Regions from separate parts of the Homo sapiens genome. Here region 2 is linked to region 1. A link is an interaction called in ENCODE POLR2A ChIA-PET data of the cell type or tissue named here. Cell type or tissue: endothelial cell of umbilical vein. All regions are shown on one strand. Links, peaks and the distances in the headings refer to the core of each region. The heading gives the core; the rest is flanking DNA.

Evidence for each region. ChIA-PET counts read pairs that join two places held together with the same protein. Peaks named below come from ENCODE experiments on the same cell type or tissue, not always from the same donor. Only the 100,000 strongest peaks of a DNase experiment are listed, where the experiment ranks them.
Region 2: POLR2A ChIA-PET joins it to region 1 with 5 read pairs; 1 of 35 experiments calls an interaction of 5 or more read pairs at or near these places.

Annotation. Positions count from the first base shown.
Region 1 is chr9:122,323,795-122,326,709 of GRCh38, forward strand. It overlaps MRRF (mitochondrial ribosome recycling factor), which reads left to right. Exons shown (of 7, transcript NM_138777.5): 7 at 1-2,915. Among named protein-coding and RNA genes, the nearest start is that of PTGS1, 46 kb to the right of the region's middle. In endothelial cell of umbilical vein, for the core only: no CTCF peak of the experiment used is centred there; a DNase peak (open chromatin) is centred at 1,447; H3K27ac peaks cover 415 bases.
Region 2 is chr9:122,143,356-122,146,270 of GRCh38, forward strand. NDUFA8 (NADH:ubiquinone oxidoreductase subunit A8) reads right to left here. Exons shown (of 4, transcript NM_014222.3): 4 at 703-1,023. The coding sequence ends at 886. Among named protein-coding and RNA genes, the nearest start is that of NDUFA8, 15 kb to the right of the region's middle. In endothelial cell of umbilical vein, for the core only: a CTCF peak has its summit at 1,667; DNase peaks (open chromatin) are centred at 486, 716 and 1,656; H3K27ac peaks cover 851 bases.

The DNA.
Region 1 (2,915 bases), core at 156-2,655:
TAATTTGCCCAAAGTAACAAAGCAAAGCTGATCAGTGGTAGAAGGTTTTCATGATTCATTGTCAGCGTCATTTACATAGAGGTGAAGTTTCTTGTGCAGGGTTACACACCTAGCAAGTAGCAGAGCTGGCATTCAAATTGAGGCCTGATGTGCTAATGTAAAAGGAAAAAAACAAACTTTTTTTCCTTTTGTACTTTCACACTCAACATGGAACACTTCTGTGACAAGGTGTGTGAGTTTGTTTCCCCCACACACCAAGCAATTCTCCAGCAGACACCAACTGGGTATCCTATAATTCAATTCATTTCTGACATTACCTGGAAATAGTGTCAGATCCCACAGGTTGAGGGCTCCATCTCCCAAGACTGCCAACACTTTTGATGCCAGTCATGAGTCTGGGCCACCCATACTCCTGACTGACCAACTACAAACTAGAGTCCTTGATTTCCTTTGGTTCAGTTAATTTCCTAGGACAGCTCACACAACTCAGGGAAACACGTTCACTGGTTTATTATAAAAGATACAGCTGAACAGCCCAATGAAGGAGGTACACAGGGCAAGGTTGAGGGAGAGGGAGAGGGTGTGGAGCTTCCATGCCTTCTCTGGGCTCACACTCTCTCAGCACCTCACCAATCTGGAAGGAACCACTGTGTCCTGCTGCCTTCATTAGCATTTAGTGAGCACCAATTGTTTGTCAGGTGCTGAACTATGTACTGGCAATACAAAAATGGGAAAGATATGACCCCTGTTTTGGGGGGGTACATAGTGCACTGAACTAAATTGCTGTCTATAATAATCTATTGGGTGGAAAAGTAGGAAGTTCATTCCAGTTCTGCAAGGTGTCTGCTTTCAGAATGGAGCCCACTTTGGTGGTGGCAAGGCCTGGCTGAGTTCTTTCAAAGCAACATCCAACTTCTCTTTGCTCTTTGACTTCCTCCAGATTCTCTCCTGTGCTGGAGGTAATAAGGGTTGCACTTCCCTCTTTACTTACACTGGTGAAACATGCAGTGAGGATTCAAGGTCAAAATTGGGTCAAAGTTAAACTAACACAGTCTCCTGCCCCACTTACCTGTCCTCTAACCCCATCCACCAGCCCTAAGTGGTCATCACATGATCAGAAGTCAGCTGGGGGAAGAGCAGGGATAGATAGAGCAATTAAGGAGCCTCTTTTGGGGTAAGCCACATGACAGGGGCTTTGCAACAGTCTTTCATGAGTGGCCGAAATCCCCCACTCACTGCAAATGTGCTTCTCAAAGATGCAGGATTTTTTAATAAACAGAGGAAATGATAAATTATGTTGTAATTCCACTCCAAAGGCATTTGGTTCTTAACAGCCAAATCCTCTGTAGTCTTTAAATAAACAAAAACTTATTTGGTGAACAGACAGGGAGGAAAATGAAAGATTTTCTGTACTTGGGTTCCACATGTCAACAATTTCTCTCCTGTGTGTATGTTGGCCAAAGCTGTATCATGATAAATGAATAAAGGAAAACCTCGAGCCCAGGGCAGTCAGACAGCTCAGCAAATGGCTTTCAGATGATTACTCAATTTCAGTTGACATTTATCAAAGAGTTTCTCTGTGACTCTGTGTCAGGGCTGTAGTGGTGACAGGGACAAGAATGAGACTACCTGTTTGGATGTGCTGAGAATGAGTAATGCTGGAGCAATTCATTCTCCATCTCTTCTCTCCTACAGCCTCTCTCAAAAAGAAACACTGGGTATGGAAATTCTCACACTTGCCAGAAGAATTAACCACCTCTTCTATTCAGTTTAATGACTTTCAAAGTCCTATGAAATATTCAGGCCAGAGAGAATTTGAGAATTTTTTTCCTGTCTGGTGTGTGTGTGTGTGTGTGTGTGTGTGTGTGTGTGTGTGTGTGTGTGTGTGTGTTGGAAATTACAAAATAAGTTGGAATGCAGAAAGTTAAAAAAAAAATCTCACCAGGCCCTACTCCTTTAAAATTAGGTATATATCTTTCCAGACCTCCTTTCTCTGTGCATATATGTGTGTGTGTGTGTGTGTGTTCGTTTCATTTTGTTTTGCCTTTGAGACAGTGTCTCACTCTGTCGCCCATCATGCAGTGGCACAATCATAGCTCACTGCAGCCTTGAACTCTTTGGCTCATGCAATTCTCCCACCTCAGCCTCCTGAGTAGCTGGGACTGCAGCTATGCACCACCACACCTGGCTTTTTTTTTTTTGCTTTGTTTCCTAGGCTGGTCTCAAACACCTGGCCTCAAGCGGTCCTTCTGCCTCAGCCTCCCAAAGCGCTGGGATTACAAGTGTGAGCCACTCTGCCTGGCCATATATAATTTTTTTTTTTTTTTTTTTGCAATGGAGTCTTGCTCTGTCGCCCACGCTGGAGTGCATTGGCGCAATCTCGGCTCACTGCAACCTCTGCCTCCCTGGTTCAAGCAGTTTTCCCTGCTTCAGCCTCCTGAGTAGCTGGGATTACAGGCGCCCGCCACCACACCCAGCTAATTTTTTATTTTTTTTTAGTAGAGATGGGGTTTCACCATGTTGGCCAGGCTGGTCTTGAACTCCTGACTCAGGTGATCCACCTGTCTCAGCCTCCCAAATTGCTGGGATTACAGGCATGAACCACTGCGCCCGGCCATATAATTTTTTAGAAGGAGAGAGGGGAACTATTCATATTCTGATGTTTGCTTTTTTTTCTTACCCTGTAACAATCATGGTCATCTGTCCATGTGTGTACATAATAGATACAATTTATTATTTCATTGTGATACAGTATTCCATAATATGGGTCTACCATAACTTAATTCACTATTAGCCCATGACACTATTTAAAAATTATTTCACATGCATTGGAGAATGTTTAAAGATGATTTTTTTTTTTAAGAAAAAAGAAAGGCCCCTATTCTAAGATTATCTGATAAGGTCTGCTCTTTCTC
Region 2 (2,915 bases), core at 203-2,702, 180 kb before region 1:
TAGTGAAAAAAGAATTGAATGAAAGGGGAAAAAAGACATAATAGTGCTTTGAACCAAAGAGCTTTATAAACACTTGTGGCTTTAACCTGCCCAGGAGGTAGATAAGCATGTGCCCTTTAGTTTGTCCTCAAACTCAACCTCTTGCAAGAGGTTAAGGAACACACCCAAGGTTGGAATTGACACTCAGACCTCCAGACTTCCTGGCTTTGGAGCTGGAAGTTCAGCCTCCACCTCCCTTGTCTATCAGGAAAAACATCTGGGTTATAATGCTTGAGGATGGGATATCAAGGGGAAGTGGTGGAAGTTCGGTTCTTCAAGAAACTTTGAGCAAGACTGCATGAGACCCTGCTAGGGGCCCCTCCCATTCCGAGTCATGCCTCAAAGAAGTTTCTGCACTTCTATCCTGGAGGCTCCCCTTGTATGACCTTTAGAGAAATCTATTTGCCTAAGACGTTGGATGGAAGGAAAGAGAGCTGAGACTTCAAAATGTGTGAACACAGACACACCCCAAGGAGCTGCCTAAAGTAACAAAGCCTTTCCTTCACATGGCCACTTCTGCCTGTTCTAACAGGGATCCCCAGCCACATGAGCGAGTGCCTAAAGCAAAGCAAGAGGAACAGGCAGGACCACAAGAAGAAAAAAGCAAGGGGAAGTCATCTTTAAAGGCCAAAAGGTCACATAAAACATAATAAAATACAACCGTTTCCTTTAAAAATTTTAATGGACAGGAAATGGTATAGAATAACTGCCAAGTCACATAAGTTAACTTTTTTGTTAATGTTTGTGATCCCGGAAAGAACACACTATCAGTCGATGCAAACCGCATGGGCGTTTTCATCAGTCGTTGTCTGAGCACATGACCGAGTGTGGGCCACGGACCCATCTTTACTTGGTCCAGAAATAAAAGCGGCTGCCATGTGTGGCAGGCTGCAGATCTCCCTCGATCTCAGGGCTGGGATCCGGTCTTGGTCTTGAGTGATAGGGATTCTCCGGTAAAGGTCGATCTGTTTTCACTTTGGTGACCTGGGAAGGGTGAAGAGGGCAAAAGCAAAGTTGAAAGCTAGGGTGGAGGAATCTGTAACCATCAATGCGCCTCCTGGTGTCTCCTCATTGCTCCCGCTGCTACAACTGCTCCCCGACTTAAATTCCCAGCAAATCACATTCAGACGTATTTAATCATTGAACAAACACTCAGGAAAGCCTACTTTATGTCATTCCATGTGGTAGAAACTAGGGATACAGAAGGGAACAAGATACTGTCCTCAAGGGGATCACAGTCTAGTGAGGGAGAAAGCCAGGAATAACAACCAAGATTTCCAAATCACCCTGATGGCTAATGGCAATGATGGAGACAGGAACTGCCTCTATAGGAGCAAGGACTGTGCACATCTAACCCATCCTGAAGGCTGGGGGTCTGGAATATTTTTAAGGAGGTAAGACTTAGCTTAAAGTCTGAGCAGGAGCCAGTCAGAAAGGCAAGGGAGGAAAAGACATTCCAAGGAAAGACTACATATGAAGATAGGCAGGCATGTCTTCAGAATGGCTGAATCAAAGGCTGCATGAAGAATGGAGGGAGATGAAGCATCTCACCAAGAACTTATTGCTAGAAATGATGCTGAGCACATGATTCCATTCCATTTTCACTCTTAGGAGGTCATTCTGCAGGGGCTCACTGAGGCCACCTAGCTAATAGTGGAAGAAATTGTACACAAAGCCAGATATGCCTACTCCAAAGCTTGTGCTTCTTAATACCACACTACAGTGGTGGACAGGCCAGATGATAAAGGGTATTAAATGATATGCAAAGGTGTTTGCGTTTTAACCTGACGGTTAACAGGTGCCACTGAAGCACGGCAGTAACTAAATCCCATCTCTGTAGGCTGGGAAGTGTGAAAGCTAAAGTGGAGAGAGGCAAGACCCAAATTGGGGAGCTGAGCCAATAAGCCAGGAGAGTGGTGAAGTACTAAACTGCAACAGGGAGAGAGATAATTTACACTCACAGTATCCCCTGATGGTCACAAAAATCTCAACTGGAAAGCCAGCAGAAACTGCTGTCATTTTAAAGATAAAGAAATAGGCCCAGAGAAGTAAGAAGACATAAGGCCACAGCTGTCAGCAGTCTTCTGATTATTCTTCTACTGGGCTGAACTCTTAAGTCACCTCATGTAAAATGACCAGATTCATCTTCCTAGATGTATAAATTCAGAAACCTTTTATTGGGAACAGAGCTTTTGTGTATACAATCACCCAATTATTATTATAACCACCTTATGAGGCATTATTATCTCTAGTGCACAGATGAAGACCAGGGAGGTTGGCATGCCTAAGATAAGATACACACTAATGTCAGAGCTAAAGCTGGAACCTAAGTCTTCAAGTCTACTAGTTTCGTTTGTTTGCTTTTGAAAGTTATCCCACCGCCCTGTCATAAGTACAGATGGTTCCTAATGATCCACTAGTGGTTCCTTGGTATTTGCAGCTCCTTTAAGGAATTAAAGACATTTATGAAATTGGCTGGGCACAGTGGCTCATGCCTGTAATCCCCGCACTCTGGGAGGCTGAGGCAGGTGGATCACTTGAGGTCAGAGTTCAAGACCAGCCCAGGCAACATGGTGAAACCCCTTCTCTACTAAAAATACAAAATTTAGCTGGCCATGGTGGCGGGTGCCTGTAATCCCAGCTACTCAAGAGGCTGAGGCAGAATTGCTTGAACCCGGAAGGCACTGGTTGCAGTGAGCAGAGATCGTGGCACTGTACTCCAGCCTGGGTGACAGAGTGAGACTCCACTTCAAAAAGAAAAACAAAAAAAATGTTGCCCAGGCTAGTCCTGAACTCGTGAGCTCAAGCGATCCTCCTGCCTCAGCCTCCCAAAGTGCTAGAATTGCAGGTGTGAGCCATGGCACCTGATCGAGAAA